4 separate regions of the Homo sapiens genome follow, and all the other regions are linked to region 2. A link is a loop called in an ENCODE intact Hi-C map of the cell type or tissue named here. Cell type or tissue: PC-9. All regions are shown on one strand. Each heading gives the region's core, and the rest is flanking DNA. Links, peaks and the distances in the headings are about the cores only.

Region 1 (7,548 bases), core at 1,437-6,436, 59 kb before region 2:
ACCAAAGCTGCCTTTATGGGGAGACAATCTAAGGTATACACTACAGGTGTGTGTTAAAAAACTCTTATGATAATGTAGGGAACTTGCATTATGAAGAGAAAGGAAGGGGAGTAACCACAGAGAGGAAGATGGTAAGTAAAGTCAGTGTGGAAAAGGAAGGGAGCTTGTCGTGGGAAGTAGGGAGGCAAGGAGTGAGGCTCTTATGTTTCAAGTATTCTCTCCATTCATTGTCTAAGAGAGGGCTGGAAAGATGGGTAGCAGCTACCATGGAGATTCTGGAATCACTGTGACTGTCCTGCCTGGCCCAGGTAATCCAGAGGGCTAGACTTACCCTGTTGTATTTAAGTGAGATCTGGCAAATGCTGGGCAGATGATGCCAAACTATAACTGGGACCTAAAGGGATTTGGATGTCCCAGGCAAACCCCCTAATGCCTGACTGTCCAGGGCTGCTCCAGTCATTTCAACAACCTTGCAACAGCTCTGCATTTTACATGATTAAAAATTTGGACCCAGCGGGGCCTGGTGGTTCACACCTTTAATGCCAGGACTTTGGGAGGTCAAGGTAGGAGGATCGCTTGAGGCCAGGAATTTGAGACCAGCCTGGGCAACATAGTGAGACTGTTGCTATATGAACTATTAAATATAAAAAAATTTGGACCCTACTTATTGCATTATTGTGAGATTTAACTGTACATTATATTTAACAATGTACAGATGAGAGAGGCTTCTGTAGAAAATAGTTTTCAGTAAAATTTGAAAGAACCCTGAAGAGTGAAGATTGTTGGAAATAAGTTTTTTTTTTTTGCTTTAATGACCGTGCATGACTATAGAAATGTAAACTCCGAACATATAATTATGCAAAAATAGGCCAGTGGCAGTGGCTTACGCCTGTAATGCCAGCACTTTGGGAGGCTGAGGAGGATGGATCACTTGAGGTCAGGAGTTTGAGACCATCCCGGCCAATATGGTGAAACCTGGTCTCTAATAAAACTATAAAACTTATCTAGGCATGGTGGCACACGCCTCTAATCCCACTCAGGAGGCTGAGGCACGAGAATTGCTTGAACCTGGGAGGCAGAGGTTGCAGCGAGCTGAGATTGCGCCACTGCACTCCTGCCTGGGTGACAGAGTGAGACTCCATCTCAAAACAAAAACAAGCAAAGAAACACACAAAAATAAGAGATAAACAAACTTGGACAAAACCATTTGGCAATTTTCTTATAATCAAAAGAGTTTATTCATATAAATAAGAAAAATCTCAGATGCCACAAAGAAAGTTTTTACATAAAATTGACCATTAAATGACATGAAAAATTGTACAGACTAGTAATAAAAATGCAAATTAAAATAAGCTTTATACACTATCAAACCAGCAAAACTTAGAAATAAAAGAAAATCTATCTAGAAAGATTTGAATATTAAGAGGGTTTTTTTCTATGTTGTTTGGCAACAAGTTTATTTTTGTTATTCTTTTACATAATTTTCAAAATTTCCACAATAGGAAATGAACTTTTACATTCTAGAGAGGCATTAAGGATTTAAAAAATAACAGATTTAGCTCAATTAGTTATTTTATACATCCACTGGGAAAACCAAATGAAAGAGACACTTTTACTTGAAATTATTCTCATTTAACAAGCCTTTCGATTTTAGAAAATACGTATTCTGAATGTACAATGCAGTGGAATTTGATTACATTTAATTTTAAATTCTACCTAATTCATTTGTTTTTCCTCATTTGTTGTCAGCATTTTCCCAGACATTTCATGAAAGTTTTGCACCCTTAAAATCTTACAGTGTTGCCTTCCAGCACTTTTGTTGGTTCAAAAATATCAGCCCCCAGATAAGTTAGGGAGAGTTGGTGAGGACCAAGAGGACCTTGACCGTTACTAAAAAATTACGCAAGAGAGGTACTTGTGCCTCAGGGCTCTTGCCCTTGGTATTCTCACTGCCTGGGATGCTCTGCCCTCAGATATTAGAATAATTCTCTGACTTGTATTTTTAATTTCCTTGCCGATTTATCGTCTTTTCAGAGAGGACTTTCTTCATCACCCTATTTAAAATTAACCTACCTCCTCTGATATTTCTTCTTGCCCTTCTAAGTGTTTTCTTCTTCTCCATAGCATTTGTTTATCAATATGTCATGTATTTTATATATTTGCTGTTTGCTTGCTTACCCTGTTTCTACCCACTAGCATGTAAGCTCTATGAGAGAAGGGATTTTTGAGTTCTGTTAATTATTGTATTCCCCGCCTCAATAATATCTGGTGAATAAATAGATAGATGGAATGGATGGAACAATGGATGGACGAATGGATGGGTGGAGGGACGGAGGCATGGATGGATGGTTGGAAACATGGAAAGAAGGAAGGATGGATAGAAAGACAAATGGAAGGAGGGATGGGTGGAAGGATACATGGATTGGGGATGGATGAATGATGGATGGATGGATGGATGGATGGATGGATGAATGATGGATGGATGGATGGATGGATGGATGTGTGGGATATGATGAGGTTTCTCTTCAGATAACCTGATCAATCTTTTATTCTTTAATTCATAGTAATCCCTCCACCTTTTTTCCTTTTTCTCCTTTTTTCTCTTTTTTCCTTTGTTACATGCCCAGGCATGCCACAGTACCAGGTGGTATCTGTACCTGCTCACATTCCTTTCCTTATTTGGAAAGAGGACTAACTTTTTAGCTCATTACAGACACCCCTTCCCCTTTATTCTCTGCCTTTTTTACGTGCCCACCTTATCTAAAAAAAATCCAATGTTTAGCCAACCAGGATTAGTTTAGATTGTACGACCTGACCCTGGCCAATGGAGAAAGGGTACAGGGGCAGTACTTGTGTCAGGAGTAAAGGCTCTCGTGCCCCTTTTTCAGGTGTGCTCTCATGGCGACTGGACAAGGAGGCACCTCTCTGCGCAGAAGTAAAATTGCTTTGCTAAGAATCCTTTGTTCAAGTGTTCAATTTCCTTAAGATTTTGAGCGTTATTCCTAACAGTTCTGGAGCCCAACTTTGGGGCTCGAATCTTCTCCTTTGGGAAGGGGGCCTTCGGTCACCCCACCCGGAGGGGACGCATCCTACTGTCTAGTTACCGTGCCCCTAGGTTGAGGGAGATCAGGGCCCCCCCCCCGCTTTGTGACAAATAAGTCTGGATCTCAGCAAAGCGGGGAGGAGAAGCTTGCAAGACCGCAACAATAAGAGGACCAGGAAATTCTTGTGCATGGAATAAGGTAGGAGACTTGGCGAAGGTGACAAAGTATTTCCCAGGTGGTTGGGATAAGCTGGAGGCTGACAGTGTATGAATGGGACTTAGTATGGTGGTTATGTGGAGTGAGTGAGTCTTCTCTATGGCCTCATGCTGCCATCTGTCAACTAGAGTCAGGAACAGACAGAGTAGACAAAGAGGAAGGGGGAGGGTAGAAATCCAAACAGGTTGGGTTGGAGCCTTTCCCCAAAGCCTCAGTAAGCCTCCAGGAAGGGGGAGGGTAGAAATCTCACAGGAGGGGTTGGGCCTCCTCCCCATAATCCCTAAGATGGGGAACGTTTCAAGTAAGACAGGAAAACTAAAGAGTCTAGAGAGTGATGAATTTCCTTCTGATAGCCCCTTGGGGCTTATGCTAAAGTATTGAAAAAATAATAAGAGAACCAAGTATAAACAAAAACAGCAGATGATAGAATATTGTTGTTTTATTTAAGTTCGAGAACCCATCCTTAAGCCCTCACTTTTCTGGCCAAAATTTAAGTCTAATGAAGAGCGAATTTGTCAGCTGTTAATCAAATATGTTAACAGTAAGAGCCCTGTGTCCCAGGAAAAATCGATTACGCCCTCTGCTGGCGGCAGGGACCAGTTCTCCTTTACCCTTTAGACTCTGGAGGGAGAAAATCAGAAACCAACCTTTCTAAAAAGGAAAGAGTTCCCATGCCTAGACAACCCATACCTACCAAGACATGGGATCCTCTAAATCACCTTCCTTCCTTCAGCGCCCCCAATCCTGCCCCTTTGGTTCCCCTCTCAGGTCCCTCCGGCTGTGGTTTCAGGTTACTCCCCAGCTGTTTCAGGCCACGCCCCAGCCTGTGCTGTCCCTTCAGCTGAGGTTTCAAGTTACTCCCCAGCCGCTTCAGGCCACAACCCACCAAGTTAAAACTATATTAAATCAAAACGCAAGGAGGGAGATTACCAACTCAAAAATTTTAAAATATGAGGCTATCTTTCTGGGAAAAAGGTGATTTAATATTAAGTACTAATAATTCACTTTATTCAGCAGGCTCTTTAACGGGGGATCCAAACGTAAAACGAGAGAGCACGCGTGTTTAAATCGAATTAATTACCATACGAAAGTTCAACCAGACTTAGGAAAAACTCCCTTCAAGACAGGGTGGCACTTATTCATAGATGGAACCTCCCAGGTGATTAAAAGAAAGAGACATAATAGGTATTCAGTGATTAATGGAAAGACTGTTAAAAAAGTAAAATCAGGAAGGGGGTCTAATAATTGGTCTGTCCAAGGGTGTGAACTGTTTGCACTCAGCCAAGCTTTAGGACATTTACAAAACCAAGAAAATCTATCTATACTGACTCTAAGTATCCCTCTGGGGAGGCACACACATTTGGGAAAATTTGGATGGAGAGGGCTCTTATCAATAGTAGAGGCCAAGATTTAGTTCATAGAGAACTGATGCTCGTGTCCTCAACAATCTCCAATTGCCAGAAGAGATAGCTATTGTACATGTCCCAGGGCACCAAAACGACTCGCCTTTCACAAGTCCAGGAAATAATCTTGCAGATCAAATTGTGATACCCTATCTTGTTTTATCCTGATTGACTCTTTCTTAGCTGAGAGAGTCAATAGCTTGGGAGACTCAATTGAGAGTCAATATCGAGAGAGTCAATAGCTGAGAGAGTCTTAGCTTGGTTTCTTCGCTTGCAGCCCCTTGTCCCCCTCCTTAAGGACATAACTGGTGCAAGCTGACTCCAAGCACATCCAAGAATGCGCTTATTGATAAGATACTGAGGCAAGCTGTACCAGCAGCTCCTGGGAGCACACTTGGTTGGTGGTATCCAAAGCCCCTGCTTTTATCACTTTGGGATACTTTAAGCCCCTGCACCTGGAACTGTTTATTTTCCTGTAACTGTTTCTGTAACCATTTATCTTTTAATTTTTTCCTGTTCTGCTTCTGTAAAAAATTGCTTCAGCTAGACTCCCCCTCCCCTCTTTAGGCCAAGGTATAAAAAGAACTCTAGCCTCTTCTTCCGGACCGAGAGAATTTCAAGCTCTAGCTCTTTCTCAGTCGCCAGCAATAAAGGACTCCTGAATTAGTCTCAGAGTGTGGCATTCTCTCTATGACTTGCTCGGTTACGACATTTGGAAGCCCCAGAGAGATTCGCCACCGGGTGAAGACCTGACTCATTCCGGGCTTCCCCAGACAGACAGCTGGCTTACAGGGCCACCTGAAGACGTTCCAGGGCTCCACAGGCCACTGTCTTCTGGAGGGGAACGGATCGACTGCCGGTGCGCCCAGCCAAATTCAACTCCTGAGTCCTCAGTCTCTAGTCCCGGGAAGGTAAGTCAGATCTGACTCTGTCTCTCTGGGAGGGAAACGGCCCTGACGAAGGTCCTCCCTCAGACTCTGTCCATGCTCCAGGACACTGGAGGACAGAGTCCTGGTTTCTGTCAGGATTCTCTGTTAAGTCTAGTCTCTCTCTCTCTCTATCTCTTCTCCCTCTCTCATTCAGGTCTCCGGGAGATCTCTGTTTTAGAATGGGTATAAAAATTGTAATAAACTCTGAGTGAGTGAGTGAGTGAGTGAATGTGGAGTTCAAGGGCTTGCGCTTGAATTTCCAGTTTGTAGCTCCAGGGTGAAAGCTAGGGAATTCGAGAAGGCCCTCACCTGTGGTTCCGTGGTGACCTCATAAGGCTTAGGGCGGCATCAGGCATAGCTCGATCCAAGCCAGGGGTTTATACCAGCCTGCCAATGCCAAGAGGAGCCTAAGTCCCCGAAAGGGGAGCAGCCAGGAGGGCATCTGACTGATCCCATCACGGGACCCCCTCCCCTTGTCTGTCTATAAAAATTGCCATGCTTGTTTATATACCCCAGTGCCTATTGTCCTGTTTAGTGTCTGTCTAAATTTCATATGTCGGATCGTCGATACTGCCCAAAATGACTGGGCAAGGACTTCTTCAAGGTCCTTAGTACAGATTTTCTATCCCAGGAGGTCAAATTCCTCATTAGTCGGTTGGGCTGGCCATCCCAGTCCTGCCTTTCCTGTCAGAAACAAATTAGGTGTTGTTATGGGGAAGGGTGTGGAAGACATTCACCCGTTTAGGATTTCTGGCACCATAAAGATTGCTGGCGTTTGGATTGCCATACCCCACGCCCCAACGACTGGTCCACCTTCTCCTTAGACCAGTGGTGGATCCAAAATAGCCACCCTGCTGACCTCCTTACTCACCTTTTCTGTCATCCCATAACTTTTCCCATGCCCTTAAATAAGGCACTGTGCAGAGAAACCTACACCCATACTGCTCTACTCTGTCTGGACTCTTATTTTACCTCTTTTGGCTACTCTCCAACCTTTAGGGAAATCCAAGTGGCCCCTTTCCTCCTCATCCCCATCCCTTACCCTGCACATCTCATTTTCCTGTGTTGCAGCAAGTCCAGCGTCTCTAAGACTTGGCTGTGTTCTCCCTCCTTAAACCCGTGAAGGAAAGGACCGAGTTTGAACATTTTGCTTTCGAGTCGTGGAGACACCAAAGTTATTTGGGATATAAGTCAAGAAGGGGGGGTCACCTAAGTCCCACTGGCTGAGGATCCCTTGGACCCACCTCTTATCCTCTCCATAGATCTCGAAGCTTGAGGAGACAGACCTTATGTGGCAAGAAATATTGGCTATAGTTGTTTTCCTACTTCTTCTAGCTATAATACTTCTGTTCTTCTGATACCATAGCCTCCCAGGCCGTGAATATCTTTGTCCATGCTGGGTTTAATATTTTTGTTCAAACCTTGTTAATTGCCTCCAGAATAGTAAACTCTTCTTCCCGGCCCCATAAAGATTGGAGTCCTCTCCAGTGTATGTTGCAGAATTTCTCTCTAGGCTTCTCAGATGATTACGGGGTCCGCCTTAAAAAAGGCAAACTCTGGACACTCTGCGAAGTAGAATGGCCAAAGTTTGGAACTGGGTGGCCCCCAGACGGGTCACTACACTTCACAGCTGTTCAGGCTGTGTGGTGGGTCGTTGTTGGAACTCCCGGTCACCCCGATCAGTTTCCCTACATTGATCAATGGCTAGATTTAGTCCAGAGCTCTCCTTCATGGCTCCACTCGTGATAAAACTCTGTAGCCATTCGTGATCCTACCTCCAAGGTCCTTTTTAGCCAGACCTCACTTTTGCCTCCACCCTCAGCTCCCTCGATTCCTCCTGTACTGCCTCCTTCTGAAGAAGAGGAAAGTTTTCTTCACCCATTTCCACCACCCTATAACCCTCCTCCTCCCCCAGAATCTTCCCTTGTCTCCTCAACTACATCCTCTGTGGCCTCT
Region 2 (7,548 bases), core at 1,591-6,590:
TGTCTCCTCTGATTCCAACACTAAAGGGGCAGCTTCTGTCCGTTTAGCTTCACTTGATTTATTTATAAACAAACAGTTAATATTCTAAAGCAGAAAATCCTGCTGCAATTGGCGTGTCCTAATGTTTTGTAACTTAGTTCCGTTCTACCCACAAGCCGGAAACCAAGCATCCAGACAAGGACTTTAAACACTTGCTTCATCGTCATATTATCAGCTGCAATTTCACCCATTATGCATTCACTAGGTACAAAGCAGCACACTCATAGCGGCAAGCTCTACCACCTGAAAAACTAACAGCTTTGTCTCACTGGAGCCCTGCCCTTTTTCTGTGCAAGATGTGAGCTAGGGCTGGTAGAAAAGGTAACTCCAAGGCTAGCATGCAGCCGTAGGCTTCAGGCTGCAGGAGAAGGGATGTGGCTGATTTAGGAGGTTTAGCATGTGCCTGCCAGTCTAGAAGTGGAACCAAACGCATGTTCGCTGCTTGCGGAGTCTAATTAACAAGAGCGAGGTCTGGTAGAAAGAAAGTGACTTTATTAACCAACACTAGTAAAGGGGAAGCTGCTGGATTCCTCCTATCCAAAGGAACTGCTTTGTATCTAGCGGGGAAAGCAAGAGTTCAAAATGGGAAAACTTGGTAAGGAAGGCATGCAGGAATTGTGCTGATTCCAATGCCTGTGTGTCTTGCTCTGGTGGCTGTCTTGGGTCCCAGGCCACCTGGATCTCAGGCTGGCATCATCTTAACAATGGCTGGGTTGTTGACTAGTCACCTTGAAGTCATCTCTGGAATTCTGTAGCGGGGTCTCCAGACTTGGTCTGCCTAAAAATTAGCCCCATAATAATTATGTGCCTTTAGACACTAGCATGCAGTTAGATAAATGTGAAGGGACTATATTCGGTGAGAAAGAGGGACGTGGAGTCCATTTTAAGGCTAAGGAAAAAGGCTTCTGCAGTTTGCTTCAAGGTTATATGTTGAAATCCAAGAGAAAGGAAAAAAAACGTTTAAAATGCATTTTGAAGTTAAGTTGCCTAGTTACAGAATCATAGACTCGAGGCTGGTGGGGCCCAGAGGCACTGGAGGTCTTCTAGATCTTCAATATTACACACAGTCTGGCTAATGTTTAAACACCTCTAGGGATCAGGAATTCACTTCCCAACGAATATTTAGGAGAAAATCTTGTGTTTAGCAAGTCTTTCTTAACGTGCAGCTAAAATGCCATCTTCCTTTATCCTCCATTTGTAGATCTCAATTCTGCATGCAGTGACGGCACGGAACGGGTCTTTTCCTATTCCTAATGAAAGCCCTCCAAATATTTGATATAGGTCTTATATTCCTATGTTACACCCAATTGTTTTTGATGAATACCCCCAATTAATGGATACAGTTCAAATTCCACAAATTAAATTCATTTTTAAATTCAATTTATTAAAAATTGATTTATTAGTTTACTAATATTGATACATCAATTAAATTACATAACCTCAATTAATACAGTTCCAAATGGATGTGTGTTTAATACCCTTGGCTTTAAGAGAGAGAGAGAAGGCCGGGCACGGTGGCTCACGCCTGTAATCCAAGCACTTTGGGTGGCTGGGGCGGGTGGATCACGAGGTCAGGAGTTCAAGACCAGCCTCGCCAAGATGGTGAAACTCCGTGTCTACTAAAAATACAAAAATTAGCTGGGCGCAGTGGCAGGCACCTGTAATCCCAGCTACTCAGGAGGCTGAGGCAGGAGAATTGCTTGAACCAGGCGGCAGAGGTTGCAGTGAGCTGAGATCGCACCACTGCACTCCAGCCTGGGCGACAGAGCTAGACTCCGTCTTAAAAAAAAAAAATAACAAGAGAAAGACAGGAGGCTCCAGCTGAATCTTTTAGGCTGTCAGTACCTTAGTAGGGTCATTTTGAGACCAAGGTCCAGTCTACAGTTTTTGACATTTAAAAAATTATTTCTAAAAATGTATTTTTGTTAGTCCACTCAGGAATAATATCGGGGATGATCCATAATAATCTAGTCATTAAAAAACTGATAAATATAGTAGAATCTTACATAACTATTCAGAGAGATATATCCATCAAGCCGACTGAAACATATGTGCACCTGCCTGCTGGTCATATATGATCTTTTCAGTAGCCAGAAAACCTTTGAAAATGATTTGCATATCAGAAGAGTGATTATAATAAATAACTTAAGCCTGAGGCACTTACCATCTTGATTGATCCTAAGGACAGAGCACACTGCCATATGCCTGCAGCCCAGTGGGTAGATCCTCTTTTGATAGTTGTGGAGGGAGATTCTCATAAATTCTGGATGAATGATTCTTCCCTTTCAATATTCATTATCAGACATACAAGTCTTCCATCATCTCTGTATTTGGCAGTATGTGTAGTGGCTATGAGGCTTGTCTCTAGAGTAAGTATTTATCAAATGAAGGACTGAATACACAAACCACATGCCACCGGGATAGGATAAAGTCAGTTGAAGTTTAATGATGGGAGCATATTTTGCTGGAGTATAGTTTGAAAGCATTGCCTTTCCAGATAAAATTTGTAAAAGACGTCACCTCAGGCTCCTTCCTATGGTTTAGAAAACACTCCAGTTAGTAATGTTTGTAACATCTTTTGGGGGAGTAAGTTGATTCAGAGATGAGATACAGGATATCCATTTTTATTACTTTCTATTGAAGAGGGTGGAATTTCTATCTTCTCCATCCGACTGGGTACACCTACCCGGAAAGACTCTGTAGCTCCTATGCTCTTTCTACAGTAGAGAAGGGCTTCAGAGAGGACAGGATGGATGACCTCAGCCCCCCAGATAAAGGAGGATGTGAGCTCAACTGCTGCAGTTGGGGAAGCTGAAATGTGGTAAGGGATTTCAGGGAGTGGGGAAGGCTTAGAATACTTCCATGAGGAATCCCCTAAGAAGTTCATGAAGAATGAAAGTTGAACATTGAAGTCACCACTGAGGTTACATATCACATATTTAGAATTAAGTCACTGTGCAGACTTTTGTAATTTTCTGCCAAGCACCTGGCTGCCCAGAGAAAGAGAGATAAGAAGGTTGATTTTTTTTTTGTCTTTTTTCTTGTTTCCTTTTTGTGGAGAACAGGGTCTCGCTATATTGCCCAGGCAGGTCTCGAACTCCTGGGCTTAAGCTATCCTCCCGCCTCTTGTCTCCCTGAGAGCTGGGATTACAGGCGTGAGCCACCATGCCTGGCCAAGAAGTTTGATTTTATCTAGTGCTGGGAATTGCCTAAGTACAAAGGATTCCAGGAGGCCTAGTGACATTAACTGATCTTTAAATAGAAAATCGTTAAGGGTTGTTTAGCAGGAAATGTTTCAAAGCAGGGGAAAGGCTACCCATGTAGACAGATAGGAGATGATTATAGACAATTAACCTGAGAGTAACCTGTCATCTCCCCAATGGCTGAGGTCTCACCATTTCTCTGGTTTACACTTGCATGGGGCTTAAGATCTTCTTGGCCCCAGCTGACTGACCTCCCTGTATTATTTGCTATTGTTTGTTTAATTCCACTATTGTCTTACCCCTTCAAACTTCAGGCTTTCATTATAAATATTAATAATCTGACTTGGTGCCCAAGCTGGGGGACAGTCTAGTTGGGGCTCTGCTGCCACCTAGTGGTCTTTAGTCGCTTCGCATGTCTATGGTGTCTAGGCTACGAAGGGGGCAAGTGAAACCAAGAGACGGCTTGAATAGAAGCATTCAAGGGGTCTGGAGTTCACGACGAGGGTAAACAGAAAAAATTATGAGGTACCAGGAAGACAGAAGAATAATAGTTTGTAGTCTAGAAGAATTTCAGAGTTTGAGATCTTGATGATGGAGGAGTACTAGGGAGGATAATACCAAAGAAGTGGCTATGGTTGGGTGTGGCTGAAAAAGACTGAAGAAGATTAAAGTTGAAGGTCAAGGAGTTCAGGGTCAGTTTGTTGCAAGGGCCATTTACATTCTCCACTTAGAGGTGAGTGTCCCTGTGTTAGGGTCCACGTTTCGGTAATACGTATTTTTTATCTTCCACACTTCCCAATACAGTGTCAGCAAAATGTTGGTGGAATTGACTTGAGTGTTGAAGAAAAAAATCACTCACGATGATTGTAGGGGATGGAGTGATGATTATAACTTTGGACTTGCTGATCTATACTTTTAGATGAGAATGGCTTCAAATAGGCGGCTTTCTCAAGCCAGGCAGCTATTTTCACTCTTTCAGTGACTGCCCCAACGTATCTCCACTGGACAAATCTCCTCATTCCTGGTATTTTACAGTTTGTTGTGATTCCTTCTAAGGCAGGAGAATATCCTGGATGTTGCTGTGTGCTCATTGTCTGAAATGAGCACACCACATGTAGCAGTGCCCTTCTTACCTTTCCTGCCATTGATTCTCCATGTGAACTTTCTGTAAGCAAGATGTTCATCCAGGAGTTCTCCAAAGCCTACCTTCTTTTCACTCCTTTCTGAGTTTGTAAAAAATTTTGGGAGTCAGTTACTCTACTTTCCCATACTACTTCAGGAAATTTGGAATTCCTGCACATCTGTTTCCTGGGTAAGTTGGCTCTTGATTGCACTGTTTTCAGTCAGCTGGGTCTTTGGCCAACCCAGAGTATTCCTTTGTTAATTCCCACAAGCTAGAGGATTTCTAGAGATTTTTTTTCATTCCTTATTCTGTGGACTCTTTATTTCTTCTCACCCTAAATCATCTGCTTGCCTCACCCCTGCCCCACTCTGATTTAACTCCCATGTGGCTCATTAGCTCCAAGCCAGTTTGCAGCGACTCCCAGGCTCTCAGCTGCCTGAAGGATTGGCTGCCATAATGGACACTTTGATGACTATTCTGGTTGTCTCTTGATTCTTAGGACATCTTTGTAGGCCAGCCTATCTATAAGATGACTTCCTTCTTTGTCAGCTATAATAATGGATATTGATTTTTTCCTAATTTTTCATTATAGGAATTTTGAACATATAGAAAGTTAGAGGGAATAGTGTATTGAATGTAGTGTACATATCACTCAGCTTTAGTATCATTTACGGACAATATTATTTCATCTGTACTTTTTTACTTCCCTGATTATTTTGAAACAAATCCTAAACATCATATCCTTTTATCTGTCAATGACAGTGCATAGCTTTAAAAAATAAGAACACTTATTGTGTCTCACCTAAAAATTAGCAAAATTTAGCAAACAAATTTCCAAAGTCATTCAGACTAGAATAATAGTGGTTGAGAGTAGCTCTTCTTGTTTAGAAAAATTTTAGTTTCAGCCTGAGCAAAAACCAAAAAATCACAATTAAGCTTTACCACTGCTAAGCCATTAAATTCTTGTTGATAGGGCAATTCAGGATATTCAGCTTCTATTTTTGACAAAAAAATCATAGAACTGCAGATGTTTACACCACAAAAGTGAATAAGGTCCATTTTGGACATGACCTGTTCAATAACATATGATAGAATCAAACATGTTATGCAAAGTACCTACTGATGAATGATTACAGGTTTTAACATCTTACTTTTTCACAAGCTTTTAAATGAGTCCATGTAACCCTTTGTCTGCTTCACACAAATTTTTACCACCGTGTAGCACATCTTAGCAGATTCTACTTCAGATTATACTGAATTAGAAATTTTACCAACTTCTTTGAAAATATTATTCTCACTTGTAGTTATTCCATACAGACTATTCATAGAACCTAATTCTTTAGTTACTTCAAACTTAGCATTGATACCTCAAGTAAAAAACAACAGCTGAGCAGTATCAGTAGCATCTGTCTATTCATCAAGAGACAAGGAAAGATACTCAGAACAATTAACTTTGTTTTTAACTATTGATGTTGCTCCCAATGTCCTCAACTTTTCAATCAACTTTTGTTACCAAAAGACTCACAGTCTTGAACAAGTTTATTTTCTGCGGACACATTTCTTCAGCTAATAAAAACACAGTTTAATTAGCTTACCATTGATAAATGGGTTTCCTTGCTTGCTAACAAATGAACCACTTGGAAACTAAGTTTGGTTGCAGCCTCATTTACATTTGTAATTCTTGTGAAGAAATTCCACTATAATAAGATATTCTATTTTAAATTTCCTAATTGTTCTGCCTGTTGCTTTCCTGTGAATTGGACATATTGTGATGAGTGCTTAGTCTGGCAATGTTGACATATATTCTGTTGTTTTAGCATAGTTATAGTGTCAGTGCATACTAAACACATGCTTTCCGATCTAATTCAATTAAAAAAAAGCCAGATGCCACAGTAACTTAAAAGTGCAACATTTGAAGTTGACTTTTCTTGTTTTGACATGAAAGATATGCACTGATAAAATAAAATAAAAGTAAAACAAGTATGCTTGGCACTTGAAACACTGTCAAGTCAACTCACTAAGCAGCAGTAAGAAGTGATGAAGATTTCACAAATGGTCCCTGTTGCAACTCTTCAACTTTGCTGTTGAAACTCAAATGCAGCCATAGACAATATGGAAATGAAAAGTGTGCTATGCTATAGTAAAACTTCATTTATAATATTCAGCTTTAATTTAAAATAATTTTCATATCATAAAATATTATTGTTCTTTAGATTTTTTTTTCAATTATTAAAAAACGTAAAAACTGGCCGGGCGCGGTGGCTAACGCCTATAATCCCAGAACTTTGTGAGGTCAAGGTGGGCGGATCACTTGGGGTCAGGAGTTCGAGACAAGCCTGGCCAACATAGTGAAATTCTATCTCTACTAAAAATACAAAAATTAGGCCAGGAACAGTGGCTCACGCCTGTAATCCCAGCACTTTGGGAGGCGGAGGTGGGCTGATCACGAGGTCAGGAGATCAAGACCATCCTGGCTAACACGGTGAAACCACGTCTCTACTACTAGCCAGGCGTGGTGACATTGCACCTGTAGTCCCAGCTACTCAGGAGGCTGAGGCAGGAGAATCGCTTGAACCCAGGAGGCGGAGGTTGCAGTGAGCCGAGATCACACCACTGCACCCCAGCCTGGGCGGTAGAGCGAGACTCAGTCTCAAAAAAAAAAAAAAAATTAGCTGGGCATGGTGGTGCATACCTGTAATCCCACCTACTCAGGATTCCACTGCTGAGGCAGGAGAATCGCTTGAACTCAGGAGGCAGAGGTTGCAGTGAACTAGGATGGCACCACTGCACTCCAGCTTGGGTGACAGAGTGAGACTCCTTTTCCAAAAAAAAAAAAGTAAAAACCATACCAAAGGCTGGATGTGATACATGGGCCATAGTTTGGCAATCCCTGGTCTAGATCAAGGCACCTCTAAAAATTTCACAGATGTGTCATGCCCTTGAATATTTGTAGGGCTTATCTTCTATCACCTGAGGTGCAGATGCCTTACTTAGGCATTGAGAACTCTAGTCACTTTTTGCTACCAGGTCTGCTTGGCATGATCTCATCAAAATAGTGGAACAATGACCAGAATGTCCAGGTGATCAAGGTCCATCATCTGTCTAGTTCAAACAAGGACCAAACTGGTAAATTGAATGGGTTTTCATGGGGAGAATCACTCCTGCATCCTTTAAGTGTTTGAG
Region 3 (7,548 bases), core at 1,168-6,167, 74 kb before region 2:
ACTAGTGATGAGAAGCAGTCTTTGGAGTTCCTCTTCTCTCCTGTCCCTCATGGCTAATGTCCCTGCTGAGACTTCTGCCTCTGGCTCTCTTTCCTTCTGTGCACCCTGATTTTTCTTCTCTTCTGTCCCAAGCTAGAGGTTAGGACCCTCTGCTGCAGCACTGGGTCATCCTCAGGATACATTCTTGGTGTATCTGGAGGAACAGATCACTTCCAGCTTGATTCATGCAGAGCGTCTCTTGCTTGAATAGCAAGATTTGCCCAAAATCAGACCTTCAATCCTGTATAAACAGAATAAATAATCACTTCCAGATCTCCAGGGAATCTACTCACCCTGGGTGAGTTTACCAGACAGTTTCATAATTTTGGAATTGAATGAAAGAATTATGAAGGGAGCTGTCTTCAACACGTGGGGATGATAGACTAAAGGATTATGAACTTAGCAGTGGAGGTGAAGAAGGGTGTAGCGTAGCGGTTGGGGGCACAGGGCTGCTTCTGGGTGCCTGGCAGCAGCTCGTTTCTTGTCCAGGTGGTAGGGTAGCTGTGCATCTCTGTTTTGTGTACTGTTCAATGTTTGTTATCTCACAATTGAAGAGGTTTAAAAGACCATTTTGTGAGAGATCAAGTTTTAAGTGCTTTTTTGCCCCCATCATTGGCTTGGCTAGGTTAGAACAAAATGTGATAATTCTATTTCCCTTCTTTTCTTTTTTTCTTTCTTTTCTTTTCTTTCCTTCCCTTCTTTCTCTCCCTCTCTGTCATTCCCCTCCCTCTCTCTTTCTTTTTACAGGAGTGGAAAACAAACTCTATTCCTATAAGGTTTTCTATTTCTCTTTTTTTTCTGAAACGATCATTGTATAATGATGGCCTCTACTGAACCTTACTGTGTGTCAGGTAATGTGCAAAAAGCTTAATATTCATTGCAGCATCTCATCACCACAAAGGCCTCATGAGGCTGGTGCTATTTTTTTTTCCATTTTGCATACAAGGTTTACAGAGATTGAATCACCTGCTTAGACCCACACACCCAGTAAGTGATCGAATCCAGATTGATGGTGTAATGACCATTATCCAGATCCTTATCACCATTTGGGGAAATTGTCTGAAAATCCCTTGGGGTTATTTAGAGTCAAGCTTTCATCTGGGTCTTCAGAAAGTTGTAGTGGAGCGGTCTGCACCCCCACACACCTGAAGACATTTCAGGACTAACCTGGATGAAAAGGGAACTGACTTTTAGCTAGGATAGGACATAAGGACATAATCATAAAATAATTCACTTTCCTTCTTTTCTTTTGAAAAGTTTTGTAAAGTGTGTATCCTCCCAGAGATCCCCTGGCAAAGGAGACCCCAGTGAGGCCTTGGTTTGGAGAAACTGGGCCTTGTGGGGCAGCCTGTTGAAGGTGGCCTGGGGATAAGAGAATATGATGGTTGCTGAGAGTGGTGTAATTCCAGCTACTCGGGAGGTGGGAGGGTTGCTTGAACCTGGGAGTGTGAGGCCAGCCTGGGCAACACGGCAGGGCCCCATCTCTTAAAAAAAACACATATGTGATGAGCTTTTCTTTTGCCTTTCAGTCTCCTCTTGGCAAAGTGAAAGAAGCAGTGAAGGTGGCCATTGATGCAGGATATCGGCACATTGACTGTGCCTATGTCTATCAGAATGAACATGAAGTGGGGGAAGCCATCCAAGAGAAGATCCAAGAGAAGGCTGTGAAGCGGGAGGACCTGTTCATCGTCAGCAAGGTGCAATGGTGCATTTGGTGGGAGGCCTTCACTTCAAGGCAGGCAGAAGTATCTGGGTCGGGTTGGCAGCAAGAACTCTGTCAGCCTTTTCTACATGTACCCCTTTTCATCTCTGCCTTGATAACATCCGTGAATACAACACTATCCATACTCCAAGCCATTATTGATATTTGAACATGTCGTGGCTGCCCCACCTGCCTGTAGGTTGGTTTTCCCATAGTGGGCTTGGTTCCATGGAACCCTGCACTGCCCTGGGCCTCCCTGTTCCCCATCAGAGGGATCTACCATCTGCCCAGAGGCAATCAGAGGCCAAGGGTGCAGGCGGGTCTTGATCTGAAGCCTCCCTTTCAGCACTGTGATCTCAGTGACTGTGCCCCTGAGACTCTCAGCCAGGGGGAATTTTAGAAAATGGTAGGGGCATTTTTCTATTGTCACATATGAATTTCTTTATTCATTCTAGTAAAAGGTGAGGGATACAATGTTATAAAAAAGAAGAAGATGTTGGGTGTGAGAGGGCTGAGAATCACTGGATCTATATTATACATAACTTGCTGAAAAAAAATAACACTAGTTCTAGGTACTTGGAAAATGCATACATCTGGTAGGACAAATAGACCTCACTGTGTAGCAGCCAAGTCTGGATAAAGCCTTTGTAAAATTATCACTTGGGGCCTTATAGGCTTGATAAGGGACCTATCAGATAGGTCAGATAAAGGACCATCTGCTCCCAAAGGCCTAAGAATGCTTGACATTTAAAAGCTACACACAATTCCTGCTCTCAGAGAGCCTACAGCTGAGGAAGAGACTGAGACAGGTAAACAAATTTCAAATCTGTGGCCACATTTACTTCAATGATCTGAGACACGTATAGAGTACTAGGACAGTTGAAAAAGTCAATTGCTTTTAACACTTAAGACATGTCATTGAGGTGCTGAGCCCTGGTGATGTTCCACACTGTGTCGTGGATCTTAATCAGCTTTGTTACAAATGGCTTGTGGTGGGTTAGATGAGGATGCAAATCAAAAAGCAGGGACAATGAGTACAATGTGGCCCTTCCTTTTCCCAGTATTAATAGCTCATTGCTACACTCTTTGCAGTTGTGGCCCACTTTCTTTGAGAGACCCCTTGTGAGGAAAGCCTTTGAGAAGACCCTCAAGGACCTGAAGCTGAGCTATCTGGACGTCTATCTTATTCACTGGCCACAGGGATTCAAGGTTTAAGACACTCTCTTTCTCAGCCTCTAGTTTCTGAGCAGGTGCCAGAAAATAGTAGCTGCACCAGGGCTGTGGGGTGGTGTGGACTGGGGCAGGAGGCCTTGCATTTCATAATTGGGAATGGCAGGTGGTCAGGAAGAGACCTTGGAGAAGAAACACACTGGCCTGGAAGGGAGGTTGAGGCCATGTGTGCTGCTGAGGTGGCCACATGCCTGGGTTTTCTTGCAGTTATGTCTGAGAGAAGACATGATTTCTGGCAGCCCAGACAAGTTGCAACTGCCATATCACCTTTGTCTTGATTCCACGCCCCAGGGTTGCCCTCCCAGGAAATCTCTTGGGTTACTCTTGCATAACTATATTCCAGGGCATAATTATCTTATTAAGCAAAGTACACCTGGGAGTGGCATCTTGGAGAAAAGCCCAAGTATGGTGATGCTGGAAGGAAGCCAGTAGTGATCCAGGCACCCATTGCCTGGGGCTCTGCTCTTACCTGCTCCTGAGGGGTGGGAGAGACAAATTTCCAGCTCTCTCCCCTCCTGACCAACTGGAGTGATGATGGCCTGCCACCCCTAATTCCACGCCTCTTCTAGAGGCTGCAAGGATAGAAGTTGGCCAATATCTTCTCCAGAAAACCACAGCTTGGATATCTAATCCTTATCCAGTAATATTGAAATGAAAGTTTGCCCTTGGTTGTATATGGGATCTAGGTGTATGAGGTTAATGTCCATGGTGATAATGAACTTCTGGAATGTACTAGCAGCAAATCTTAAAGTCAAGCCAGTCGTTTCTAAAATATTAGTATGCTACAGTAGATACAGAGATTTTAATTAAACTCACATTCCTAAAGTATGTACTCCAGAACTTGAAAAAGTGGTATGCAGATGTGGTATTTAGCAAGAGTCAGGATCCTGAAACCTTGTTGAACAGAACCAAGTGTCCTGATGCAGATTCCAGTAAACTTTTCATTCTGTGTTCACAGTCTGGGGATGACCTTTTCCCCAAAGATGATAAAGGTAATGCCATCGGTGGAAAAGCAACGTTCTTGGATGCCTGGGAGGTAGGTTCCCAGCTTCCTCTAAGTGTGCTGGGAGAGAAATCTTCAGTTATCCATGAGATTCGCATGGATATGAATGAGGCCATGTGCCTGATGCTTTCTAATTTCATCATTGTGATTTTCTAGCTCTTCTAATATCTTCCTCATCACCTTTGGCTTTTGGGTACATCTGATACTATTTATATTTCAAGGCTAATAGTCTTCAAATAAGACTGGAAATACAATGTACCCCACTTTGGGGAATACACATGCTGTTCTCAAACCAGGGCGAGGCATTTGGAACAGGAGGTTTGGGCCTGGGTGTGCTCATAGCAGCTGAGTAACCTAGGGTCAGTTTTGTAACTCATGTAGGGCTCAGTTTTCTCTTCTTAAAAAGAAGTTGTATAATACATACTACCAATATATATCTTCCAGTGTGTGATAAAGATTAAGATGGTTTACATGCCAGGAACATTAGTCATAAAGCCCATTTAACCCTAGGAGACAGGGTTAACATCCCCATTTATAAATAATGACATTTGAAACCTAGATTGTTTGATGACTTGCCCAGGTCTTGTCACAATGTGTGTGGCAGAGCTGGGATTAGACCCAGACTCATCTGAATCACAAGTCCAACCACCAAAGCCATCAGCATGGTGCTTGGCAGGCAGTGAAGACACATCCAGAAATCAGGGAGCCTGAGTGCTCTGCTTCTCAGATCTAACCATGACCTGTTTCACGTCATTCACATTCAAAATGAATGAAGGGATGAACATTTTCTCTGGTCATTTTTTATTATTTATACCCTTTTGCAAATGCTAGTAGAGAATGAAGTGGAGGAATAAGTTATAAATGAACAGTGGCTTATGACTCCAAGAGTTAATCGTGTTATTTTGGTAGCTGTCTGTGTAGGTGTGCATGTAGTTGCGAGTTTGTATTGTGTTTTACAAGCAAAAATATATTATGTTTCAACTTTCTGAAATGCTTATAATTGACATGATTCAATGAAATGTAGCTTTTTCTGTGTATTGTTTGTTCAAAAGCATTAATCCACAAGCACAGCTTTTTGTTGTTTTTATTGTCTTAGACACTCTCACTCTGTCACCCAGGCTGGAGTGCAGTGGCACAATCTTGGCTCACTGCAACGTCCCTCTACCAAGTAAAAGCCATTCTCCTGCCTCAGCCTCCTGAGTCGCTGGGACTAGAGGTGCATGCCACCACGCCTGGCTAATTTTTGTATTTTTAGTAGAGATGGGGTTTCACCATGTTGGCCAGTCTGGTCTCGAAGTCCTGACCTCAAGGGATCCACCTGTCTTGGCCTCCCAAAGTGCTCAGATTACAGGTGTGAGCCACCACACCTGGCTATTTGCATTACATATGATAAGATTTTTTTATCTTAACTCTTATGATGCCATGAAGTATGGCAAGTATGTCAATGTAGCCTGCTTCTCGCAGTGCTGTTTTTTGAATGAATACAAGAACGACTGCTAAATAAAACATTTGAAAGGCATGAAAAGATAGCAGTGATCAAGATCAGAGGCTCTGATTTGAAATGAGCAGGCTTGAATATGTAAGCGTTGGATGTTTATGTAGACCCACAACCAGTTCAGTAGAAACCTCACTGACCACATTGAAGCAGAGAGGAGGAAAAATGTATAAAGAAGTCAAGTTCTAATACAGGAAAACTAACCTGACCTATGTGCACAAAAACTTTTAAATTATCTAATTGCCCCATCTGAAATTTTGGGAAACCTAATGATTTCACAGCTTCTAAATTCTACTGCCCAATTTGGATAACATCATATATCCTAGTGGTTCTCAACGTGGCTATGCATTAGAATCACCTGAGGAGTTTAAAAATCCCAACGTCTAGGCTACAACTCAGAGAAAATCTGTAAGAAACTCTGGGGGGTGAAATCCAGGCACTGGTAATTTTTTTTTTTAATTTAGAGAGAGTCTCTCTCTGTTGCCCAGGCTGGAGTACAATGGCATCATCATAGTTTAGTGCAGCCTCGGACTCCTGGGCTGAAGCAATCCTCCCAAGTAGCTGGAATCAAAGGCACATGCCGCCACATCCAGCTAATTAAAAAAATTTCTTTTTGTAGAGACAGGGTCTTGCTATGTTGCCCAGGATGGTCTCCAACACCTGGCCTCAAGCAATCCTCCTGTCTCAGCCTCTGGTAATATATATCAGAAACATATATATTATTAGTAGGTATTATAAGACTTTTTTTAAGAAGAGAAAGCTAAGGCCTACAAGAGTTAAAAAACTTACCCTAGGTTACTCAAACCTAGGCCCAAAACCCCTGTTCCAATCCTCCTGTCACCTCCCAAAGTGCTGAGATTACAGTCATGAGCCACTGCATCCAGCCAGTATTTTTTAAAGCTCCCTGGTGATTCCAAATTGCAGCCAAAGTTGAGAAGGGCTGGATAAAGTGTTCCCTGAACATGTCGTGCTTATCCCTGCCTCTGAGCTTTGCTCCTGCCTTCCTGTGTCATATGCTCATGTTTTTTCCCTCTTTTCTGTCTTTTTTTTTTTTTTTTTTTTTTTCTTTTGAGGCCCAGCTTATACTCTACCTGAAGGACTCCCCTGACAACTGCGGGCTGTATGTATCTCTTCTTTCTCTGCCCTTTCTGACTCTGTCTATGCCGCTGTGATGTTATCTGAGGCAGCCTCAGTGTCATGATTGATGGCTCCATAGAAGGGAACTCTAGCACTTTAATTGGACTATAAGAATCCCAGAAAAAGGGAGCACATTGTATACATTTACATCCTGACAACTTCTGGGCAGGATCTGGAACATGTAATAGATGGCTACTAAATACATATTGCACTGGAGGCTGCTGCTAACATGTATGGTATCTTTGGGCAAGTTTGGAAAATGCCCAATATAGGCTAAAAATTATACAAAGATTCCCTTCCTTGCGTGTCCATGCAGTTTCTGTACCAGGAAGCATGGCTGGATATGCAAACAGTGGGTCAGGCTTCAGTCCCACACAACTCCATGGCCGGGTGCCCCTATCAGGGTGTAATCTGAATGCATGACCTTCCTGCAAACCAAAGCATGCTTAGTGTGGGAGAGAGGGACTCAGGACCCACAAGTGAGGCTTCTCCGTATGCTGCAGCCTCTTCCTGACTAACACAGCTTGCCCAGGTTTGGGTGTGCAATGCACACACACAACAGCAGCTCCCTGCTATCATTTGGATTCATTAAAAATTAAATCATCTCATAAGCTTACAAATGTTGATTTTTATTTACTTTTTATTTTTTTGCATTACAAAACTTTCATATTTCCCCTGTGTACAGGAAGTTTAATTTTTTATGTGTTTCTTCACGTGTAAGGTGAGAGTGGCAAGAACATAAAATCTTTACCTGTTACTCCTAGTTTTTCTTGCGCTGGGGAGGGGCAGTAGGGCTGGAACCAGTCACTGATGGGCACCCAGGCCCTGGACTAAAATTTCCTGTGAATGCTTCGGCTAACCCTGTTACGGTGGATCCTTTAGCAATTTCTGCCCCAGGGAGGACTAAGGCAAGCCAGGGTCCCTGTAGTCCCTCTAGAGCTG
Region 4 (7,548 bases), core at 1,317-6,316, 92 kb before region 2:
TCTCTTACCAAAGCAACTCTGAGACTACTACTCAAAATGTCTTATTCTGCAGAAAGACAAATATCCTTCAAATATTTGTCCCTCAAATATCCCTCAAATATTCTGCAGAAAGACAACTATCCCTCAGGGGCTTTGAGCACCAAGGAAGAGCCTGGCTTCTCAGCCTTGGAACATGAGAGCACAGCTTCTTTGCTGACCTTGGTGTGTGTTTATCACAGGTGACACATAAAGCTTTCTTTCAGACCCAGGACATAGGCACACAGCTTCTCGGTTAGCCTCCCAAGTTTCTGAAGCCCTGATTGTGGGTGTGGGGACTTTGTGCAAGCCAGGGTTATGTTCTTGGAGGGGGTAGTGTTGAAGCCCTGTTTTTCAGACCCTGGACATCTGCACGTAACTGCTCCACTGGCCTAGGGGCATGTCAGGTGCTTGGTGGGTTGAGGACCTGTTCTCCTTGGGGGAGAACACATAGTTATTTGGCTGGCACAAGAGCAGGTTCATCCTGGGTGAGACTGCTAGGTTATTCTTCCAGCTGTATTGGAGATAGCATGGGTTTGTTTCACTGTTGTGCAGGACAAGAGTCATAGCCAATCCTGGGACCAGCCTCTGTACAGTTGGGTACCATGTGGGTTTGGTGGAATGAAGATAGAGCCCCAGTGCTAGAGAGGCACAATGACTATGGCCCCAGAGCAGGGCACACTCCGGCAGTAGGTCTGTTCTCAGGATGGCTCCATGGCTCAGTGGCGTAAGGCGGAGTGCACACCTTATGCACCTCACCTGGAGTGACACAGCTGAGTGAATTCTCAGCAGCTTTCCAAACTGGACTCAGCGCTTACCAGGATGTGGGATTCTCCCATAGTAAGGACTGGAGGTGTTTGCAGTGGCAAGGGGTGACAGGGGGTTCTTCTGTTTACCTTTTTCCCCTAAGAAGTAGTCCTCTTATCTCTGGGCCAGTCCGATCCAGGTGGGTGAGATGGGGCTGCGGAGGCCATGTGCCTCCATCCTGTCCTCCTGAGCCTCCAACCACCTCAGAAGCATCTCCACTCCCCTGCTTCACTCCATCGCTCTCCTTTTGGCACTCCAGTCAAATTTCAGCTGTATATTTATTGCCTTGGTCCTTTCTTGTAGGGAAGATAAGGGTCAGGCATCTCTAGTCAGCCATCTTGCTAATGTCACTCTTCTATTTAATCAAAGTTGTATGTGAAACAGGAGCCTTCAGAAATAAAACCTCCAAAACCTAGGGAAAACTGTTTTTATGCTTAGGTTTGATGAAGAATGAACAGCTGTGTAGAAATGTGATTGCACAAAAGGATGGGCTCTAATGGCAATATACTAAGAGCGGGTGGGAAGCCCAGCAAAGCCAGTCTGTTCAGATTCTTCTTGGCCACTCTGTTGAGCATTCCTTCCTCCTGGCCATATGGCAGGACCCCTATGGATTGAGAGTCTTATGGCCTACTATCAGATAAGGCAGGTAAGCTCCTACACAGAAAGGTGGGAGAAAGGTTAGAGTAATATTTTTAGGTTTTATGACTCACCTTGGGGAGAGGAAATTCTGGTTTCTATGATTCACTTCAGGGGAGAATGAGGGGCAAGAGACAGGAGGGTAGGAGAAGATCTTGCTTCTGAGCCTGCTTTCAGGGCCTTCCAATTTCCTTTTTTTCAAAGTGCTAAACTTGAGATACAGTTTTCTGAGCCCCAACAATCTTTTTTCGGTGTATCACCCCAATGTTCCCTTGCTCAGCTGTCATGTGAAGACAAATATAGCCAGGTGGTTAAAAAAAAAAACACACTATGAGGTCCCTAATCACCTGAAGAAGAAATCTCAGGTCTGCCCACCTAAGGCCACACGAAGTGCTTCCCTCTTGTGAAGGCTGAAATCAGCAGGAATCTTCCCCTGTGGGGAGTGAGGTTGGCACAGGGAACAGGGTAAGTTTCTAGGCAGCATGTGTAGGTAGGGAAGGGGTGCTGACATCGCGGCCTCTCAAACATCAACATGAACAGGTATCACATGGGAATCTTGTGAAAATGTAGAGTCTGACTCAGAGGGTCTGGGGTGGGATCCGAAATTCTGCTTTTCTGTCAAGCTCCTAGGTGATGCCAATGCTGCCAGTCCTCTAAACATACTTTGAGAAGCCAAAGAGGGACATGGAATGGGAAATGATGAGGATTCAAAGACAAAGTTTTCCTTCATTGGGAAATTGCCTTGGTCCACCTCTGGACCTGGGCTTGAGTTCCAGATTGTGTTCTAAATGGACTTTAATTTTTTATGCCTATGTAGACTTGGTTAAACCTTGTTGCCTTTCTCTAGAAAGCATTTTCTCAGGGCAAGTTTTGTGACTTTCCTGGAAAGCCCAGGACATAGGTATGTGCTACCCTCTGCTGGTTAAAGTCTGACATGTACACAATCTGCCGCGGCCCCAGGCTTGATTTTGGATGGGGTTTCCCGATCACACCTGAAATTGTCAAGGCAGTTCCAGGCCAGGAAAGGGATTAGATTGACTCCTTCAATCTTCTAGGTTTGCTCTGTAACAAACCTTTATTTTGGTTTTTGTAGTTGTTGTTTTGTTTTTTTGTTTTGACATGGAGTATCGCTCTGTTGCCCAGGCTGGAGGGCAGTGGCGAGATCTTCGCTCACTGCAACCTCTGCCTCCCCAGTTCAAGCAATTTTCCCTGCCTCAGCTTCCTGAGTAGCTGGGATTACAGGCACCCGCCACGACACCCAGCTAATTTTTGTATTTTTAGTAGAGACGGGGTTTCACCATGTTGGCCAGGCTGGTCTCGAACTCCTGACCTCAAGTGATCCGCCTGCCTCGGCCTCCCAGAAGTGCTGGCGTTACAGGAGTGAGCCACCATACCCAGCCTTGTAACAAACCTTTAGATACACACATTTTCTGAGCTTCACCACAGTGGCGAGAACTTGCTTCTATTGCAAGTAATGGGTCTAGGGTGGATGGATCTAACGCAAATATCTAACACATCTTCAAACGATGTGTTAGAACTGTTAGGGCACTTGCAATCATCTAGTATTGGGTGTTTCAGAAATACTTCGAAGGTTTTTTTTGCCAAAGAGAAAATAAATAATATGTAGGCGGAAAAAGCATTTCACATTATTCTAGTATGCCACCCCTTTTCTCTACTGAGAACCACCACAGTATCATTTTTACACATGAAGAAACTGAGGCTCAAAGTGGCTAATGAATAGGTCACATTGATAGCAGAAAAGCTGGCACTAGGACCTAAGTCCTGGCACATGCTGCCTCCCTGGGATTCCCAGGTCATGTCCAATGCTGCCTCACTCTGTGTGAGATGGTGATGACACTCCTTCAAGACCAGGATGGGTGACTCTCCAGAGCTTTACCACCCTCTCCTGCCCAGTAAGTCAGCTTGGCAAAAGTAGCTTCTTTGGTCAGAAGGAGAAGAAAGAGGTGACAGCAGGGAAGACTACACCAATTATTTTTAATAGAAGTTCTGTAGGAGTAGACCCAACCGTGGTTCTTTCCAGCCCTAGTTTGACAAGGATGATGTTGGTAGTGACCCCCAAGAGACCCTAGAACTGGGAATTTAAGCCCCAGGAGTCTTCTTTTAGAGATCACTATGGAAGATAGGGATAAATGAGATGGTGGGTAGTGCCACCCCCATCCCCTTTGTAAATAATAAAACAATATCCTTCCAGTTTCCGTCTTAAAACAGAGAGGGACTCCAGCTGTGATCTGAATACAGCAGGTTTCTTTACGTAACCCAGTTAGTAGAAATTCATCATCAGACCACTAGGGGGAGTGTGGACTGATTATGGGGAAAAGCGCCAAGAAGAAAGCAAAAAACAACGTGGCTACAAGTAGCCACCAGGAAAAGAGGGTGGAGAGTGATAGATAGATAGATAGACAGATAGATGATAGATAGGTAGGTAGATAGATAGATAGATAGATAGATAGATAGATAGATAGATAGATAGATTTGTGGGGAAAAATCTAAGTGGACAATTCTGCTGTCTGTTCTTTACTGCCTGCTGTCCTCTGAAACAATTTTAAATCTTCAACACCTTCCCTTCAAGTTCAGCTGAGGATCACTTTGCATATTTCAAGACGTCAGACGCATCGTGAAAATAGACAAGTGCCACCTAGTTGTCCTACTGTCAATTCCACCACCTCCCTCCATCCTCTGCTGTTGTATACTCAAATGAAGGTTTCTTCCTGTTACAGAAGGAGGCATGACTGTGGTCCTACCCAGGACTTTCTAAGGGATGGGAGAGCAAGAAGAGTTTCGGTGCATCTATTCTCAGATGCTCACGGAGTCTGAGCTGGTGCCTTTTATACCCTGCTGGTCATACAGACATATTCTTGCCATACAATCAGCCCCAGTGCCAGACTTCTCTGTGTGTGTCGGGGCGGGGGGTGGGGGGATGTGTCGTGTCCATGCCAGGTGCAAGTCATGCATCTCATCTGGGAGTTACATTTCTGATTTCAGTTAGACAGTTCAGGTGATTTCAAGGCCTGCCAGAATGAACCCTAACAGCACAATCCACCCTAGACCCATGGTCAGCCTTTTTACGACAAAACAATTACTCTTAGTTTGACAGCAATGTCAAACTCTGCCTCTCTCCTCCACTTTATAAGGACCCATGTGATTACATCGGGCCCACCAGAATAATCCAGGATAATCCCCTCGTCTCAAAGTCAGCAGATTGGCAGGCTTAATTCCATCTGCAACCTTAATTCTCCTTTGCCATGTAACCTAATATATTCACAGGTGCCAGGGATTAGGGCATGAACATCTTTGTGGGGGGCATTATTTTGCCTACCACACCCTGTGTTATTTCTCATAAGAGTATAAACTTGAGGCTATATCTCTGTTATGTCTGGAGTGCACAGGATTCAAAATGTTTGGAGTACACAGTCAAACTCCTTTCCTCTGGGTATATGGCTTTAACAAATATTGCTTCCCAAGGAAAGAGGCTCTACAACAGGGCCCATCTATTCCCCATGGGAAACGCTCTAATGCTTTTCCAAATTTGTCCAATCACCATGAGTCACACTATAAAAAGAATGGTCAGCACTGAGTCATGGTGCTTAAGCCGTGGAAGAACATGTCGGTAGGTTGCTTTCTCTAATTAAACATTTTCATTGACTGGGTGGCTTATAAGTCTTCTGTGAGTATGTAACTTGAAATTCTGCTGTGAGATGCCCTGGTCATTGTGTTGGGGATATCTCAGACTCCATTTGAATTAAGACATCTAATAACCCAGCTGTGCTGGCATGCAGGCTCATTCCCATTTCCAGGTTTGGGCATGTCATCTTAGTAGCTGCTATAATTGTCAGTCCTGTACTGTCATGCCAGGTAACTTGTCATCTTTGTCCCTCATCCTGAAATAGGATGCTTCTAGTTTTTCTATTTATGTTAGGTCTTTTTCTTCAACATGTCTTTCCTTATTAAAAATGAATTCTGCCTGGTCAACGATTTCTAGCCCAGTTTCCAATCTTCCTAAAGCTCTCTTACTTTGGGTGGGCTGATGCTGTTTGAGCCACCAGACACATTGTTGCCATTGAGTACTCATTGCTTTAGTGTAATTTGGAAATAAAGTGGAGATCCAAAAATGTTGAATTCTTCAGGGTAAGGACGTATAAGTAGTAGTGATCCCTAGGTAAATTTTGGTTTGTGTATATTGTAATGCTTCTCAGCAGACAGACTTAAAATGGAGCTTCTTTGAGCCTTGCACTCCTATTGGAGTGTTTTTCTTTTCTTTTCTTTTCTTTTCTTTTCTTTTCTTTTCTTTTCTTTTCTTTTCTTTTCTTTTCTTTTCTTTTCTTCCCCCAAGTTGGAGTCTCGCACTGTTGCCTCGGCTGGAGTGCAATGGCGTGATCTCGGCTCACTGCAACTTTCCGTCTCCCAGCTTCAAGCGATTCTCCCGCCTCAGCCTCCCGTGTAGCTGGGATTACAGGCACCCACCACCAGGCTTGGCTAACTTTGTATTTTTAGTAGAGACGGGGTTTCACTATGTTGGTCAGGCTGGTCTCAGAACCATACATGTCTAATTGCTGGCTTTTCATTCTCAGGAATGCAGGATCACCAAGTTGTATATCATTACTTTCTCTATCAGTGATCCAAGTATTTTAATTGTGCCTTCACCTCTTCATGGATTTTCTTTTTCTACTCACAACGGCTTTTTTAAAGACATAATTTTATAACAGATGGAGCATTCAATGGATAATTTATATCCCAATACCTTTCTTAAACCTTCACTAATCACAATTAATGGTCATGCAGTGTTCATTCAAAAGATTATTGATCAGTGTTCTCTGGATTTGACAGGGGAAATATTCTGCTGCTTTCTAACTTAAGTCCTAAGGCTCATAAGTTTGACCTTGATGCAGCTCACGTCTTGGTTTTTTAAAAGAGGAGGAGTTCTCAGCAGACAGAGTTCTCCCTCCCAAGGGGAATCTGGATCAAAACTTATGAGATAATATTATTCTCTTGCTCCAGCCTCTGCAAGGCACCGAATTGCAGGTAGATATCACAATCATTTGTTGACTTTTTTCTCCCAATGACAATCTTACCTTTCTTTCATTCATCATTAATTTTCATCAAACATTTTCCTACAAATGAGGTCCCTCTTTTCAGCCATTGGACAATTCCTATTGTTGGTAGCAGTATGGGACATGCCAGGGCTTCCCTTTACAGTCATTTGCAATCATTGAGGGTCAGACTAAATAAGTACAGAAACAGAGGACCATCTTGTCCATTAGGCAACAAAATAATTGCAATAGCCCCACTTTAGTGAGGTGTAGAAAAAGAATAATCCTTTTTGGTAATTGACCCAAGAATAATTGTATCAATCCCTAGGGAATTCTTGCAATTAGGTTCTATTTTATAGGTATAGTATCTTGTTTTGGAATATTACCAGCCTATGGGACCCTTTGTTGTATGAATAGCTCTGGTTCAGGGACTAGCAGGTTTGCCATTCAACAAGGAAATTGTGGTGAAGAAAGGAAGAGTTGGCTTCAAGTTTCTGTATTGTCTCCTATTTCCTAATCCGCTACAAAAGTGTAGCAATTTATCTAATGGAAACTCACCTTTAAATATTCTCATGTCAACTTGCAAAACATATCTCTGAAGATAGTAGACCAGCTTTTCAATCCTTTTGAAAGCAGATGCTTTAGTTGTTCATTCGAACTTTCTATAAACCTATTAACTTGATAGTGATAAGAAATATAATAAATTCATTGAATGTGATGCTTCTTGGGCCCTTGTTGTGCTGTGTGGGTAGTGAAATGTTTGCTTTAATTTGATGAAATATAACTAGGTGGGAAACACTGATGTAGAATGCTTTTTTGTTGTTGTTAGTGTTCTTTTTTTAAATTGTAGGTCCTAAGGGAAAAGAGGCTACTTGCTGGTGAATAAAATGTACCCCTCCTGTGGTTTGCCTGATAGCATGTTCCTGTATGCATCATTTCCATTCTATGATGGAACTTCTTTGAGCCTTGTACTCCTGTTGGAGTGCTTTTCTTTTCTTTTCTTCTTTTTTTCCCCCAAGTTGGAGTCTCACACTGTTGCCTC

The links. A loop is a pair of places that touch in the nucleus more often than their neighbours do. Peaks named below come from ENCODE experiments on the same cell type or tissue, not always from the same donor. Only the 100,000 strongest peaks of a DNase experiment are listed, where the experiment ranks them.
Region 1: a loop joins it to region 2, with 10 times the contacts of the local background. A loop is called at or near these places in 41 of 110 quality-filtered maps.
Region 3: it touches region 2 in a loop (4-fold over the local background); 44 of 110 quality-filtered maps call a loop at or near these places.
Region 4: it touches region 2 in a loop (11-fold over the local background); 94 of 110 quality-filtered maps call a loop at or near these places.

What each region holds. Positions count from the first base shown.
Region 1 is chr7:134,543,676-134,551,223 of GRCh38, forward strand. It overlaps AKR1B15 (aldo-keto reductase family 1 member B15), which reads left to right and starts at 5,435. Exons shown (of 12, transcript NM_001080538.3): 1 at 5,435-5,574. It overlaps LOC105375520 (a long non-coding RNA gene), which reads right to left. Exons shown (of 3, transcript XR_928005.3): 3 at 3,682-7,548. RefSeq lists an enhancer at 5,446-5,505. In PC-9, for the core only: CTCF peaks have their summits at 3,861 (motif pointing left) and 4,078; DNase peaks (open chromatin) are centred at 4,076, 5,386 and 5,886; H3K4me3 peaks cover 1,885 bases; H3K27ac peaks cover 3,285 bases.
Region 2 is chr7:134,602,880-134,610,427 of GRCh38, forward strand. No RefSeq gene overlaps it. Among named protein-coding and RNA genes, the nearest start is that of BPGM, 40 kb to the right of the region's middle. In PC-9, for the core only: CTCF peaks have their summits at 3,636 (motif pointing left) and 3,836; a DNase peak (open chromatin) is centred at 3,312; H3K27ac peaks cover 1,981 bases.
Region 3 is chr7:134,529,075-134,536,622 of GRCh38, forward strand. AKR1B10 (aldo-keto reductase family 1 member B10) reads left to right here. Exons shown (of 10, transcript NM_020299.5): 2 at 1,569-1,736; 3 at 2,834-2,950; 4 at 3,930-4,007. Among named protein-coding and RNA genes, the nearest start is that of AKR1B10, 5.3 kb to the left of the region's middle. In PC-9, for the core only: no CTCF peak of the experiment used is centred there; DNase peaks (open chromatin) are centred at 3,287 and 4,457; H3K4me3 peaks cover 4,371 bases; H3K27ac peaks cover 5,000 bases.
Region 4 is chr7:134,511,000-134,518,547 of GRCh38, forward strand. No RefSeq gene overlaps it. Among named protein-coding and RNA genes, the nearest start is that of AKR1B10, 13 kb to the right of the region's middle. In PC-9, for the core only: CTCF peaks have their summits at 2,372 (motif pointing left), 2,573, 3,769 and 3,970; DNase peaks (open chromatin) are centred at 1,432, 2,362, 3,762 and 5,032; H3K4me3 peaks cover 1,534 bases; H3K27ac peaks cover 4,537 bases.